Linked DNA regions of Homo sapiens: region 2 is linked to region 1. Evidence: read pairs that join two places in POLR2A ChIA-PET (ENCODE). Cell type or tissue: Panc1. All regions are shown on one strand. Links, peaks and the distances in the headings refer to the core of each region. The heading gives the core; the rest is flanking DNA.

Evidence for each region. ChIA-PET counts read pairs that join two places held together with the same protein. Peaks named below come from ENCODE experiments on the same cell type or tissue, not always from the same donor. Only the 100,000 strongest peaks of a DNase experiment are listed, where the experiment ranks them.
Region 2: POLR2A ChIA-PET joins it to region 1 with 12 read pairs; 5 of 35 experiments call an interaction of 5 or more read pairs at or near these places.

Annotation. Positions count from the first base shown.
Region 1 is chr2:241,550,250-241,558,552 of GRCh38, forward strand. The region is part of intron 1 of BOK-AS1 (BOK antisense RNA 1); the gene reads right to left. LOC105373974 (a long non-coding RNA gene) reads right to left here and starts at 2,592. Exons shown (of 3, transcript XR_924069.3): 1 at 2,435-2,592. It also overlaps a transcript of BOK not described here. RefSeq lists an enhancer at 1,216-2,026 and a silencer at 1,696-1,934. In Panc1, for the core only: no CTCF peak of the experiment used is centred there; no DNase peak of the experiment used is centred there.
Region 2 is chr2:241,357,429-241,365,731 of GRCh38, forward strand. All of the region lies in intron 1 of FARP2 (FERM, ARH/RhoGEF and pleckstrin domain protein 2), which reads left to right. LOC105373973 (a long non-coding RNA gene) reads right to left here. Exons shown (of 3, transcript XR_924066.2): 3 at 3,450-3,572. Among named protein-coding and RNA genes, the nearest start is that of FARP2, 5.3 kb to the left of the region's middle. In Panc1, for the core only: no CTCF peak of the experiment used is centred there; no DNase peak of the experiment used is centred there.

The DNA of each region.
Region 1 (8,303 bases), core at 3,232-5,731:
ATTTTGTAATATCAAGGGGTTGGCAGGTTGCTGCCAGAGGGGGTAGGTTCCAGCCGGGGCAGCTCTATCCACAGTGGAAGAGGATGTGGCTGGCCTGGCTGAGCCTGGACATGAGGCTGCATCAGGACCCCCTGGCCTGGCTGAAGCCCACTCTTCCAGACCCTGCCAGGGAGGGAAGGGGGTCGGTGCATGGGGGGTGCTAAAAGCAGGAGACTGTGGCCCCTGCTTGGCCTGTGGTCACTTGCCCTTGCCTGGCTGCCAGGCTAGTGGACAAACTCTCCAGCCGTGCGGGTTCCCGGCTGTTTACTTAGCACTCATCTGAGTTTATACAAAACCCTTCTGGTCCAAGCTCTGATCCTTCATTAGTAAGAGGAATGAGCTTCTGGGAAAAGTGAATGGGGAGGGGCTGTTTGCTCAGGGAGCCATCTGGGCAAATGGGGCAACAGGCCCACAGGCCTTGGCACAGAAAGTGTATGGTGCCCCCTTGGTCAGGTACATCCCATCTGATCATCTGTCACCACAGATCCCGGCATGAGCAGCAGACCAGGGGCGCGTCCCCCCTTCCAGATGGGGAAGGGGGTCCAGGCAGCTTGTGGGAGGAGAGCCTCCAGCCCAGGGAGCTCCTGTCCCTCTGTCTCTGCACCACACACCTCTCCCGAGGGGGCAACCCGGGTCACCTGCCCTGACAGCAGCTCTCACGGGACCTCGTTCAGCCCGTGCAAACTGTAGGGGTTATTGTGCAGTGCTGCGCCTCCTGGGGTGCAAACAGTCCCTGGCTTTCTGCCCATGGTGGGATGGGGTGCTTGCAGAAGCACCCAAGGGACCCTCCCTGGAACTGGCCCACTGCAGACTCTGCCCATCACCTCGAAGCCTCTCCTTGGAGGGTTCTGATCTGGAAACCAGGGCAATGACCTCATCCAGGGGCCTGGGCCAAGCCGAGAGGGTTTGCAAATTGATGCCCACTTAACCACTTTATTAGCTTCTGCTGCTGGTCCTCTTAAAACATCTCCAGGGCTTGAGGATGCTATAAATTTTTGGTCAAGGATCCTCTGGCAGCCTCACTATGCCAGCATCGGTCACATGGCCCAGCCCTAGACCTCCCAGAGAGAGGCCGGGGCCTGGGGGTGCCTTTTCTGGAGGCGCAGATCATACATTCCCTTCCTTCTAGAAGCAGCGTGAGGCTGCTTTTCTGTGACTCGGAACCAGCGCACCCCATCGCTCACTGCAGGTAGGAAGCATTTCGTTGCTTCATGAAGAAGTAGACATTCTGGGCCACGAGACAGAAGGGGAAGGAAGGACTCCGAGGTTTAGAATAAGCTGGTCTCACTGCCGCAGATGACTTGGGGGGACCCACTAAGGGGGTGGGGGGCACAATAGCAGCAGCCCCTGCTGTTGGCTGAGTCCACTCAGGGCTCACCACAGCCCATCTGCCTCCCAGGCACAGGGAAACCCCCCACGGGAGGTGGGGAGACCTCAGGGGGGTCCCTCCGCCCAGGAGGAAGGCTTGCGCTGGCCAAGTGAAAACACAGGAATCTCATTTTAGTTCTAGTGGGAAGGTTCGACCGCAGCGAGGGTGGGCTGGGATGGTGGAGGTGTCTTGCCGCCCACTTCCTGCCCTGCCCACCCAGTATTCACCTCGGCCACTTGAACCTGGAGTGGGGGTGACCCGTGGGGTGGGGTGGGGGGCGTTCTCTGAGGAAACGCCGGGTGGCAGAGTTTGAAGATGGGGGAAGAATGTTCCAGGAAGAAGGAAAGTAATCTTCGAGGAGCGGGAGAGGAGGCTGCAGAGGCAGGAGGGGCTCTGGTCTCACTGAGGGTGCTGGGGCTGTCCGGAAGGAGGTGGCGCGGCTGGGACGGGGTGGCAATGGCGAAGCAGCCAGGCAGCTGCTACCTCAGGAGCATTTTGAAAGGAGAACGAGAGGTGTGGCCCACCCACAAGCGGCTCCCTCCATGCAGCCTGGGTCACCCCATGCACAGGAACTGGCCAATGAGAATGTCCTGGCCCCACCAGAGACACCAGGCTCTGATCCAACTCAGAATGCGGGACTCCCTCAGAGCGCTGCAGCCTGTCTCTTGCACCCGCAGCACGCCCTGCACTCCAGAGGCTTCCTGCGAGCCGCTTGTGTTCGGCCCCACCCAGTCCCTCTGGCCTCTCCACGCCGCGCCATGCCGGTCCACACCCTGTCCGGCCCACTCATACCATCCACGCCCCTGCACATACTGACAGCTCAGTACCCCTTAGGGGCTGGGCTCAGAACAGACCCTCTAAAGAATGAGGCCGGAGTGGTAGGGCCAGGCAGGACCCACCTATGCCTGAGGCTGCCGCCGCTGCTGAACCCTCCGTTCCCCGCCCCCGTCTCCTGTGTCTCCTTCGTGTCTTTTTCCCTGCAAGTATGTACTTTCCCCTGCAATGCCAGCGCGTTCAGAAACTCACATTCCACTTTTAAACGCTGACACCCATGACAAGCTCTTCCTCAACGGCAAGCAGCAAGCCCAGCTTATAAAGGACAAGCGGTTCGGTCACCTTCCAGCCCATCAGGGATCACCACTGGGAAGAAGCCATGGCTCCGTGGGCCTTTGTGGGCAGGTACTGCCCTCCTCAGAGGCAGCCTGCAGTGACCGGGAGGTGACGGAGGGGTGCCAGCCTGGGGCACGTGCAGACACACACTACCCAGCAGAAAGATTCCGGGCGGCTCGCCACACAACCCTCTGCCTGGTTTTGCAAAAAAAGGACCATCTGAAGGCCACCGGGTAGTGGGTGGAGAGGCCAGTCCAGAGTGAGGTGGCCGGCACAAAGTCCAAGGACTCTGCTGCCACCGACCCCCGTGGCCTGCAGGCTGAACGCCCGCCCAGTCCCACCCACCCCCGGCATGGCATCCCCAGTGTACCTGAGACTGGGTTATTTATTTATTTATTCTGAGATGGAGTTTCACCCTTGTAGCCCAGGCTGCAGTGCAGTGGCACGATCTCAGCTCACTGCAACCTCCGCCTCCTGGGTTCAAGCAATTCTCCTGCCTCAGCCTCCGGAGCAGCTGGGATTACAGGTGCCCGCTACCACACCCAGCTAATTTTTTGTATTTTTAGTAGAGACGGGGTTTCACCATGTTGGCCAGGGTGGTCTCCAACTCCTGACTTCAGGTGATCCACCCGCCTCAGCCTCCCAAAGTGCTGGGATTACAGGTGTGAGCCACCGCATCCAGCCGAGACTGGGTAATTTATAAAGAAAAGAGATTTAATTGGCTCACGGTTCCACAGGCTGTACAGGAAGCATGGCTGGGAGGCCTCAGGAAACTTACAATCATGGCGGAGGGCGAAGAGGAAAGAGACGTGTCTTACGAGGCGGAAGGAGGAAGAGAGTGAAGCGGAAGGTGCCACACGCTTTTAAAGAGGCAGATCTCGTGAGAACTCACTCACTATCACGAGCACTGCAAATCAGCCCCCATCATCCAATCATCTCCCACCAGGCCCCTCCCCCAACACTGGGGTTTACAATTTGACGGGAGATTTGAGCTGGGACACAGATCCAAGCTGTATCACCCACACAACTCACTTCAGGGTCTAGCGTTGCCAAGGGCAACGGGGTAGAGTGGCCTCTACCCCAAGGGGTACCCCTCAGTGAGGGAAGTCACTGGAGACAGGGAGGGGGGCTCTGGAAGCCTTCCAAGACCGGCAGACCTCCCTCCCCACTCCATGCTAGGGGTAGAGTCTCAGATCTGCCTCAGACCCACTGGGCAAAGGAAATGGATGACAGATCTACTCACAGCATCTGAGATTTGCAGCCGGCCAGGGCAGGTGGCTGCACAGAGGAAGGTGCCCTGCTTCTGGGGGGCACCACACATTTGTCACCGTGGGAGGGAGGGCTCAGCTCAGTCTCCAAGGCGGCACAAGGCCACAGCAGCCTTCCAGGAGGACAACCAGGATGCTCCCGTTCTGTGCCGTCAGGGGCTGGCTCTGTATGGCAGGGCCTGAGCCAAGGAGGAGAGAGGACCAGGGTGGGGGAGGCAAGCAGCCGTCACATGAGAGATGAGATAGAGAGGAGCCATGAGGAGGTGAATGGCTAGGCTGGGAGAATCCCAAGCCTGAGGGCTGGCTTGAATTTGCAATGTTGAATGTGGGCATCACTGGGTTATGGACCCCTCTGCGCCCCACTCTGTGACCACACAGCAGCCTTGAGTGAGCAGGCTCTTATGGAAATCCAGCATCCTCCAGGTCACATTCCACAGGAGCTGATGGGGGCCCACCCGCTTCCACACCATCCAGGGCCAGGTATGAGACCCAGGCCTGACTGCTTAACACCTTCCCCATGTCCAGCCACAGCTGGCTTGGAAATGGACAGAGTACAGAAGCTGCCCACCCCAAGGGATCTCCCAGAGCTACCTGGACAGCCCGACTTTTTTCCACTGGCAAAGCCTGAACTTGTGAGGTATATACAGGGAGCTGTGGGCTTTATCCTGCAATTACACCAGGACAGTCTGTCTGAGAGTGGAGCCATCACAGGGGAGCACAGATGGAAAGAGACTCCTGGATCCAGCTATGCCTGAAACCAACCGACCTCTCTCTGGTCACACAAATCAACAAACTGCCCTGTGCTTAAGCCAGTCTGGTGGGCTGGTATCAGCGCTCAGAAGCCCACTCACCAACCAGGGACCGAGTTCCATGCTAGGTCAACACTGGGGCAGAGAGAGGAGTCAGTTGCATGGCAAGAGTGGATGTAAGAGTTCTGCAGAGACAGAAAATCAGGGCCAAAGGTGACCGGAGAAATGTAGGCTCCCAAGAAGTCAAAGCACTCTTGGGAAATTGAGGGCTGGGACTGGGCCTCCTCCAGGTCTCAGTGGACAGGAAGACCTCAGCTAACTCCAGCATGACCCAAGTTTTTTAAGGTCTGAATAAGGGTTTGCGGTCTAGGTACTCCAGATTGCTTAATCTCCTCATCTGCTCTCTTTTTAAAATTTGTTTTAGAAACCCGTCTTTGCTAAGTTGCCCAGGCTGAGTGCAGTGGCTATTCACAGGCACTACAGCCCTGAACTCCTGGGCTCAAGCAATCCTCTTGCTTCAGTCTCCCAAGGAGCTGGGACTACTAGTGCGGTGTCACCATGCTGGGCTTGATCTCTTCATAAACACTGAGGTCATTTTTTTTTTTTTTTGAGACAAAGTCTCGTTCTGTTGCCCAGGCTGGAGTGCAGTGGCATGAGCTCGGCTCACCGCAACCTCCGACTCCTGGGTTCAAGCAATTCTCCTGTCTCAGCCTCCCGAGTAGCTGGGATTACAGACATGCGCCACCACGCCTGGCTAATTTTTTGTATTTTTAGTAGAAACGGAGTCTCACCTTGTTGGTCAAGCTGGTCTCGAACTCCTAACCTCAGGTGATCCACATGCCTCAGCCTCCCAAAGTGCTGGGATTACAGGCATGAGCCACCACGCCTGGCACACTTAGGTCATTTTCAGTTCCTTACTGCTAGCAATGTTCCATATTGAACATCCAGAGACACAGCTTTACCTGGTTTCTGCAGCTCCTGGGATGCAGAACATGTCTATCAATTATGCCCAGTGGCCCACTACCCCCATGTCAGAGCCCAGGAGACGGCTCCAACAGGAGACAGGAAGCAGGAAGTATGAGTTCATTCTGCACAGGAGGAAACTGAGCCTGTGAATGGGGCAGGAAGTTGCCTGAGGCTACACAGCGGGAAGGTTGCAGGTGTGAGCTTCCTGGTCTCCTGCCTGCAAGTACAGGCTCTTCCCCTGACAGAGGTACTTCAGGAACCATGGAGTTAGACCCCAAGGTTTACAGTCTGGCCATGCCCAGTCTTGCAGTGACTCCTTGGGCGAGATCTTTTCCCTCTCTGCATTTCTGTAATGCTATCTACAGGGAATCCCAAACCTGACTGCTCTTCAGAAATCTGAGGCGCACACTGTCCAAGGAGCTCTAGACTCTACATTAAAGAGTTCATTAAAATGCACCCTCAGATTTTACTGTACTACAGCTTTTCTGAAAAAGCAGCTAACAATGACTGAGCACTTACTACATGACATGGATTAAGAATTCAGTCCTCCCAGGCTGGGCGCTGTGGCTTACGCCTATAATCCCAGAACTTTGTGATGCCAAGGCAGGTAGATCACGAGGTCAAGAGATCGAGACCATCCTGGCCAACATGGTGAAACCCCCTCTCTACCAAAAATACAAACAATTAGCCGGGCGTGGTGTCAGGTGCCTGTAGTCCCAGCTACTCGGGAGGCTGAGGCAGGAGAATCGCTGGAGCCCAGGAGGCGGGGTTGCAGTGAGCCGAGTTTACGCCATTGCACTCCAGCCTGGCAACAGAGCGAGACTCCGTCTCAAAAAAAAAAAAAAAAAAAAAGAATTCAGTCCTCTCAACAATCCTAGGAGGTAGGTATTATTATTCTTCCTACTTCCCAGACAGGAAAGTCATAGCAGATAGAAGTTCCATAGCTTTCCTAGCTTCTGGTAATGTTCCTGACAGGTTTCGGTATTAAAATTACATTGACCTCATAAAATGAGTTGGGAAATACTCCCTCATTTTTAGTCTCTGTGCAGGTTTGTATGAGACTGGTGGTATTTTTTTAACTGTTGAGAAGAATTTCTCAATGAAACCATCTGAACCTAGAATTTTCTTTGTGGGAAGATTTTAAATTACAGATTCAATGCATTTAATTGGTGTAGGACTATCCAGATTTTCTATTTCTTTTAGTGTCAGTTTTGGTAAGTTGTGTATCATCTAAAATTTCAAATGCACTGTCAAAAAGTCCTCCATACTATCTTTTTATCCCTTTAATGCTTGTAGTATCTACAGTGATGTCCTCTTTTTCATTCTTGATAGTGAAATTTGTGTTATCTTTTTTCTTACTCAATCTTTCTGGGGATTTATCAGTTCTATTAATCTCTTCAAAGAACCAATTTTTGGCTTTGTTGATTTTCTCTATTTTTTGCTTTATTCCATTAATTTCTGCTCTTATTTTTATTATTTCCTTTCATCTTTAGTTTTATTGTTCTTTTCTAGCTTCTTGAGTGGAAGCTTAGAGCAGTAATTTTATTTTTCTTTTTCCTTTTTTTTTTTTTTTTTTGAGATGGAATCACACTCTGTTGTCCAGGCTGGAGTGCAGGTGGGATGATCTCTGCTCACTGCAACCTTCGCCTCCCAGGTTCAAGCAATTCTCCTGCCTCAGCCTCCTTAGTAGCTGGGATTACAGACACCTGCCACCACACCCAACTCATTTTTTGTATCTCTAGTAGAGACGGGGTTTTCACCATTTTGACCCGGCTGGTCTCAAACTCCTGAGCTCAGGTGATCTGCCCACCTAGGCCTCCCAAAATGCTGGGATTACAGGTCTGAGTCATTTCACCTGGCCTAATTTTCAATCCTTCTTCTAAAGCTATCAAATTTCCTCTAAGCAGTGTTTTAGTTGCACTGTACAGCATTTGATATGTCTTATTTTTCACTGTTCTTGTCAACATATTTTAATCTTCCACTGTGATTATTGACCCATTGATTATTTAGAAGTGTGACATGTAATTTCCAAGCATTTGCAGATTTTCCAGTAATTTTTCTGTTATTGACTTTTAATTCAGAGAGGACACACTGTAAGATTTCAATCCGTTGAGATTTGCTGAGACTTGTATAAGGTCCATGATATGGTCTATTTCGATAAACATCCTATGTGCACATGGGAAGAATAAGTATTTTATAGTGTTGTACACACGTGAATTAGGCCAAGTTGGTTAATCCTATTGTTCAAACTGTGTGAGGTTGATTCAAGGATAAAGAAATAAACCAGTGGGATAGAGTTCCGAGACACACACACACACACACACACACTCTTCAGCTGATTTATGTTGAGATGTTGGGGACTCCTCCAATTCGGTGGAAAAAAAATGATGCTTTTCAATAAATGATGCCAGGTCAATTGGATATCTACACGAAAAAAAATGAGCTCTAGCCCCGTACCACACCATTCACAATAATTAATATGTAATCAATCATAGATCTAAATATGAGCCCTAAAACAAGCTTCTAAAAGGAAATACAGGAGGATATCCCAATAAAAAGGTACTAACCATAAAGAAAATATTGATAAATTGGACATCACTAAGAGTAACTCCTGTTCATCCAAAGCAAAAGTAAACCACAAAATAGAGGAAGATATTTGCAATAACTTCAATAAATGCGAATCCAATAATCCATCTACAATACAAAGGGCATGCGTCCGGACCAAGAACACGTCTCCAGACTCTGGAAAGAACCTCTACGAACGAAGAAGACAACCCAATTTTCAAATGGACCCCGGGGAAC
Region 2 (8,303 bases), core at 2,023-4,522, 190 kb before region 1:
AATATAATTTAAATTTTCTACATCTGCTTGTTGAAAGTTTTGTTTTGTTTTGTTTTTTGAGGTCCTTAAAGGTTTAGGAAGCACTTCATGCTCGTTATTTATTCAGTTTTCCAAAACTCTTCAGAGACATGACCAAGTTGCACAGCCCCGTTTTAAAGTAGAGGAAAGGGAGGTTGAGAGAGGTGGAATGACCAGTTTAGGGTCACACCTAGGGTACTTGCAAATACCATCTGTACTTCTCATGTGCCCTATCCTTGTTGCAGATTCTCATTAGGTGGTTCACTGTTAACAAACTAAATGCTGATGATGCAGTTTCCTGGACTGCAGACGTTTGCTGGCTTATTTACCTATAGGACTATCAGTCGTTAGTAAATTTCCAGGTTCCTTGTATACTAATTCCTTTCCCAAAGAGGAAGTTGATATAAGGTGTATTCATTTCTCTCTGCCTCAGGTTCCTTATTCAAAAAATGAGTTTAAAATTTACTTGGCCAGGCACAGTGGCTGTAATCCCAGCACTTTGGGAGGCCGAGGCAGGCAGATTGCATGAGCTCAGGGGTTCCAGACCAGCCTGCTCAACAGGGCGAAACCCCATCTCTACTAAAAATACAAAAATTAGCTGGGCTGGTGGCGCACGCCTGTAATCATAGCTACTTGAGAGGCTGAGGCACGAGAATCACTTGAACCCAGGAGGTGGAGGTTGCATTGAGCCAAGATTGTGCCACTGCACTTCATCCTGGGCGACAGAGCGAGACTCTGTCTCAAAAAAATAAAAAAATAAATAAAAAAAGCTGTGTTAACAAGATGCCTGGCACAAGGTAAGTGCTTAATAAATGTTAGCCATTATTATTATCAGGTGGACAAATAATCCGAGTAGAAAGTAGAACAAGCTAACCCTGGATATTTACAAAAAACAGTAGAGAAAAAATTAGGCAATAATTAAGCAAATTTATCCTGTTTAGAGGGAATGGTATGAACTGGATTGCCAAAGCAAAGATCAATGCATGGGCAATTCCATGTGAGCTCATTTAAATCCATTTGGCCCAAAGAATTCAGTTGCTTCCTTCCTTTCCAAACACCCCTGCTTCTAGTCACATCAATACCTCTTCTATATTCGGACAGTAACAGATTTTTCTTACTGCTGCTTGTCCTTTCAGTTTTGTTCTTATTTTTCCTTCACCCACTTTCATATCAGCTTGCCAGCTTCCCCTTTACTCAGTGCGTCATGAGCTTCATAAACACAGCATAGTGCTAGATATACAGGCAAAACCCCATTGTAGTGTTGGATACTGAGCTGAGGTAATTCCGGTCATGTTCTCTGAGATCAGAATATAGAGTCCTTTGACCATAGCGTATTTGTCAATGCCACAGGGAGTTGAAAAGTTGAGGATCCTACAAAGCAATATGATAAAGCCCAGTCTTTGGTGATTTTCTGGGGAGCGTTTAGTTGACAGTGATTCTATAAATTGGTCTAATCTTTTTGGAAAGTAGCAGTATGTGGCAAAGATTTTGATTTTGGAATCACACTTTTCAAAACAATCTGATAAACTTTGTTGTGTCAGTAGGGTAGAGTACTCCATAGCAAGTAAACATGCTTCCACAAGCTGAATCCCATCCTCCCATCCAAGGAAAATTTGAACCATTTTGATCCATGGAAATATGCTTTAAAATGTGACTTAACTGAAAAGTTGAAATGGTGTGTACACAGCAATCATAGTGTTGTAAAAATACATGAGGAGGTGAACAGGATCAGGAGGGTAGTTAGAGTGTTGTAAGTGGTTTTATTTTAAGAGTCATGAATTGTTTTCCCCTAAACTGGTGTTTTAGCTTATTGCCATTTTAAAATTCAAAAACAAAAAGGCCCTATAATGTTGTAGGATGCAGTGATGAATCTTGCTTAATCCCATCTTTCCCCTTCCCCGCCCATCCTCCTGATTGCTTCCCAAAATGAAAATGTGGTCATGTCCTATCCCAGCTGCAAAACCTACTTTGGTATGAGATTCCAACCAGTTGGCCCACTAGAGCTCGCGCAGCACAACCCCAGGCCACCTCCCCACCTCCCCTCGGGTGTCTCAGCCCAACTATACTCATCCTTTCCCAGCTGCTCCTGCAGTTTCTATGTAGTCCTCTGCCTGTGCACACACTATGTCCTTTGTCCACCTGGTCTCCTGTTCCCCTGTGAGGAAAGCTGCTCCAGGTCAGGCTAGCCAGCGGTGCTGCCTCTTTCTTTCTGCTCTCTCTGTGACTGCAGTGGGCAGGTAGTACTGGTTACTTTCTCAGTCGTCTCCCTTTCTGAATTAAACTTCTGTATCTTTGTGTGCTCTGTGCACACCATGCAATCACGATGGGGTTGAGGCCGCTTGTGGAGCTGAGTGACTGCTAACAAATCACTAACCTTTCTGAGCCTGAGTTCCTTGATGCCAGCTGCACATGGTTATTGTGAGGATTAAATGAGATGACATAAGCGAAGGGCTTGACATGCATCTCCTTGCAGTGGTGGTCATACAGGACACGGTAGCTGTTGTAATGTGTACCAGTGCATTTTTGAGGCCTTGTCTTGGACCTTGTCCTCTTGATGAAGCCTCCTCCCTGTCTCCCTCCAGCTGCCAACTTCCTCTCTACCACCCTCACTTTACTCACTCCAAGGCACTTAAATCACCATTTAATATATATTAGGTACTCTCTTCTTTGTATTTGTCCACTATATAGGGGGGAATTTTTCTCTCTTAGGAACTCCTGTATCCCTAAGCATTTAGACTTGCCTGAAACAGAATAGAGCTCAATAAATATTTGAATGAATTAATCAGATTTCTTCTGAGGCAGAGGTAGATGCCAGGTTTTATGGAGCTTGAAGGTATACAATTTGGGGGAAGGGGAGAACTCTTTAAGAGAAAGAATGCAAAGTTACAAATAAAAACTAATTTAGAAAGTGAGGCTGGGAGCGGTGGCTCACGCCTGTAATCATAGCACTTTGGGAGGCCGAGGTGGGTGGATCACGAGGTCAAGAGATGGAGAGGCAGGTGGATCACAAGGTCAAGAGATGAAGACCATCCTGGCTAACACAGTGAAACCCCCCGTCTCTACTAAAAATACAAAAAATGAGCCAAGTGTGGTGGCATGTGCCTGTATTCCCAGCTTCTCAGGAGGCTGAGGCAGGAGAATCACTTGAACCCGAGAGGTGGAGGTTGCAGTGAGCCGTGATCACGCCACTGCACTCCAGCCTGGGTGACAGAGCGAGACTCTGTCTCAAAAAAAAAAAAAAAAAGTGAATATTTAGAATGAGAACGTAACAAATTTGAAAAAGCTGATGAATAATGCAAATGGCTAAATTGAGAAAAATAACGTTTGTTAATTATCTAACACACCTGTGTAATATTTCTTCCTTTGGCTGTGTACTTTTTAATCACATTTTCATATGACAGGATATAGAAAGAACTCAGTGATTCCTCTAGCACAGTAGATAAATTTTTATTGTTGATAGGGTACATAAAACTTATGGTTTCACATAGACGTATTTGCTGTTTCTAGTACTGCTACAGGTTGGTGTCCCAGAAAAACAGGTGTTCAGGTAAATCCTGTTTCGCACAATTCCATTCAAAAAAGAAAAAAAAAAAAAACACACATCTTAGGCACACAGAATTGTACTGCTATATTGATTATTTTTCTGGTAACTGATCTATTCGCTTATATTTTAGCACGTCTGATGGTAAATTCCCCACAAACAAGCAACTGGCTCCCTCCATTTCAAACCATGTTTCCTTTCCACTGCCCACACACTTCCCTGAGTCAGACCCCATTGGACCTATTCACATTGCCACAGGATCCCTGGCCCTTCACCTTTATTTCATAAAAGCCCTGGTGAACCAGCACAGTGGGTGATAGTATTTCTAGAAGGAATACCCGCATTGAGATTGCTGGTAATCACCTAGGTTTGCATAGTAGAAGTAACTGTAAACAGCATAAATGTGTCCTGTTAAACCCAAACTAAGTGTCTTTCTCCAACTTAATGTACCCTTACGTGGATCTCAAAAATGCCAGCAGCACCTCCCAAGCTACCTGACATGAAGGGGAAGAGGAACAGAGGCAGAGTTGCAGTGGGAAAAGGCAGTAGTCTTAATTTATTGCAATTAGAATATTTTGGGGGTAAATTTTACAAAAGTGTATGACCATAGGGACACTCTGCTTAGGGCCTTTCTCGGGACCTTGGAAGGAGTTGGTGCAAGTGAGGGCCCAGAAACCTGAGCCAGACTAGCTCTATAGTCAAACTGCTTTAGTGGGGGTAGTTTCCTGGTCCCTGGCTTGATGCCAGATAACCCAGTAGGGGAATGTGAGGTGAAGGTGCTAAGTGAATCTTCCAGGAGCTAGTGGGAATGTGTTTGTGAAGGAGGAACTACTTTTAGAAATTGTTTAAATTACTAGGCTTTTATAAATTTCTTGTCCCCTTTATTATTATTATTATTTTTATTTTTTATTTATTTATTTTTTTTTAGACAGAGTTTCACTCTGTCACCCAGGCTGGAGTGCAGTGGTGCAATCTTGGCTCACTGCAACCTCCGCCTCCCACATTCAAGCGATTCTCCTGCCTCAGTCTCCCAAGTAGCTGGGATTACAGGCACACGCCACCACGCCCAGCCAATTTTTTTGTATTTTTAGTAGAGACAGGGTTTCGCCATGTTGGCCAGGCTGGTCTCAAACTCCTGACCTCAAGTAAACCACCTGCCTCCGTCTCCCAAAGTGCTGGGATTACAGGTGTGAGCCATCACGCCCGGTCCCCCTTTATGATTAAAATCTCAGTTGCTTTGTTAGTATAGTAGTTAATAAGATGAATGTTGGAAAACAAGTATCAGTATCTGAACAAGAAATGGAACCCAGAGAGTGTTTAAAAATATTAATTTTGGCCAGGCGTGGTGGCTCATGCCTGTAATCCCAGCACTCTGGGAGGCTGAGGTGGGCAGATCATGAGGTCAGGAGATCAAGGTCATCCTGGCTAACATGGTGAAACCCCATCTCACTAAAAACACAAAAAATTAGCCGGGCATGGTGGCGGGCGCCTGTGATCCCAACTACTCGGGAGGCTGAGGCAGGAGAATGGCGTGAACCCAGGAGGCGGAGCTTGCAGTGAGGCGAGATTGCGCCACTGCTCTCCAGCCTGGGTGACAGAGCAAGACTCCATCTCAAAAATATATATATATATTAATTTTTAATTGAACTATTTTTGAAAGAAGAGCAAATACAACTCTAAGGGGAAAGACAGTTATTCCAGCTTTCTCTTGGAAGGTAAGTAATGGCATACTGTAGGTAGCCCCTATCAGTTAAGACTTTTAAAGCTGGTAGTACTTCTGCAGGATTCTGCAGAGAAACCATCTGACTTCAAAGATAATGTATACTCGTCACTGTAGGTGATTTGACAAATACAGAAAATTAGGAAGAAGGAAATAAAAATCAATCCTCTTACCCCTCCCAATGATAACCACTATAAATGTATTTTAAAATGCATGGATGTGGAGCTGTGGTTCTGGGAGGTGGAGGGAGCATACTCCATCTTGCCTCTCCCACTGTCTGTGGCTGTAAGACCTGGACATGTGCATGGAGCAGCTGTTGAGGACTCCGACAAGTAAACGGTAACAGGCGGATGGGAGAGAAGGCCAGAATTTGAAGCACCACTTTGCACCAGTAGTGAGTTTCTTGTCTTCCCTTCAGCATCCCCTGCCCTGGACTCTGGCTGTCCAAAACCTGAAGGCAGGTACCCAGTATGAACAGGGAGAGCTACAGAGTAGTTTTGTAGTTGGGCCCCAAGACAGAAAGTGGGAGAAAGCCATTATTTTTTTCCCTCTTGCTTCCTCTCCTCCACTCAGCCCTGCAGTGGCAGGAGTGTGTGAACACCTAAAACTCTTAGGGAATGGGGAAAACCCCAGTTGCCTTTTTATTCTCTTCCCTCCTGCAGCTCAGTCCCAGGCAAGATGCAGGCACAAGAATAGCATGGCTAAACGGAGTAATTAAAGCCGTAGGTTTCTGGTTGGAGTCTGAAAAGGGGAGCCCAGGTCACTGGAAGGGATACTAGGGAGATTCCAGAGAGGGAATTGCTCAGGAAAGTGACCCCATGAAGTTGTTAGTTAACTTATAGGCTCAACACTGAGCTATGCACGCGTGATGTGAGCCAGAACAGGTTGCCAAAGACGGAACTCGGCTATGGGATAGACCATCGCCTGGAAGGCAGGCTGGCCACCAAGCAAGTAGGGACCGCAGGACATTGCTGAGGAGCACTGCAAAGGCTTTGAAAGTGAAAGTGACACTGATACCATGTTCTACAGAAGGCTGGTCAGGACCTGGGGACTGAATCCAGCCAGGCCAGTGCCTGCTCAACAAAATACCAGCATTCCCCATAGGATTTAAACAAGATCAAGAGTCTCTAAGAGTGTGATGTTAAAAATGTCCAGGATACAATGCAAAATTTACTCAGCATGTGAAGAACCAGGAAAATAACTCGTGAAAAAAGACACAGGCTAAAGCTGAGGTGGTGCCTATGTTGGAATTATCTGATAGACTGTGGTCTGCAGATTTGTGGCCTCCATGAGCTTGACCTCCTAGTGTTTATCCTGGGAGTATGTGACTGATTTGGCAAAAGCACATTGCAGATGTAATGAAGGGTACGAATCAACTAGCCTGGATTCGTTGTCTAGATTATCCAGGTGGGCCTTAGGTAATTATATGAGCCTTTAAAAGCAGGGATCTTCCTCCAGCTGGTAGCAGATGGGGAAGGCAGAGAGACTGGAAGTATAAGAAGTTTTCAACGTAACATTTCTGGCATGGAAGATGGAAGGGGCCATGAGCCAAGGAATGAGAATGACAAACAGCTGACAGCCAGCAAGAACTAAGGACCTCAGTCCTCTACCCACACAGACTTGAATGAGCCTGTAAGTGTATTCTCCCCCAAGGAAATCCACATAAGACCCCAGGTCAGCTGACACCTTGACTTAGACCTTTTGAGACCCTAAGCAGAGAATTCTGGTGAGTTACATTACACTCAAACTTCTAACCCGTAGACACTGTGAGATAATAAAAGGCTGTTATTTTAAGCTGCTAAGTTTGTGGAAATTTGTTAAGGCTACAGTTAAAAAATAAATAAAACTTTATAAAGCCCCTATTATTAAAATAGTCCAAGAAGTAAAGCTACTCTTGAAACAGATGGAAATATAGAAAGTCTTGGCAAGAAAACAGAAGATATAAAGAAGTGGGAATTTTAGTGAAAAATACAATAACTGAAATAAAATGGATGAAAGAGTGAATTCATAATGCATGGATTTACAGTTCTTTAAATCAGTTTTTTGTTTGTTTTTAATCTTTTTAATACTTTTCATTTTTTCTTGACAACTATTCCTTCACAGTCATTTTTAATATATCTTTTCTGCTCTACATCCTGAGAGAAACTTCTCTAGTAATGAACTGTAGAAATAATCCCTGTAAATATAGTCTTATGTTTTTTAGTCTTGAAGAATTTGCACTGTAATCTGTTGGACTGGGAGCCATGCCGGATATTAGTCTCACCCCTGCACAAATCAGGTCTGTGGCCTTGAGCAAGCAGCTTCGTTTTCAAGGCTGTAGTTTCTTATGGAAAGTAGAGACTGGGCCAGGATTTCATAAAGTAGGAGCTTCTCTCTCCCTCTCTCTCAGCTTGAACTCTTGCATGGGTTCCTTGAATCCTTATGTACATCAAAAATTATTGCTAGATTTGTTTTTTGTTTTGACTTGTGGAAAATTCCAAACATTCACAAAAGTAGAGAAAATAATAAATCAAAGCCCATGTATACAGCATCAATAATCAACACATGGACAATCTTTTTTTCCTGTACCCACTTCCACTGATCCCCAACTCGTTGGATTATTTTTAAGTAAATGCTAGATATTATTTCATTTTATCCATAAATGCTTTAGTATCCATCTCTAAGAGAGGGACTTTTTTCCCCTTCATGTACCCACAATACCACTAAAACACTAGAAAATAATATTAACCTCTTAATATCATCTGATGCTTAGTTAGCATTCGTATTTCTCTGATCTGTAAATATTTGATTCAGGATTCAAATGAGGTCCTATATATAGCATTTGATAACATCATACCTTATAGATAACATGTCTTAGTAGTTTTTATTTACACACATACACACACCGTTTCCTTTTTTTGTTGCCATTTACCAAAGAGACAAGGTCATTTCTCCTGTAGGATTTCTTTGTGGTTCTTTTATTCCTTAGGATATATTTTCCTGGTGACGTAGAATGAAGTTACTGGGCTTTGAAGTCACTTGAAG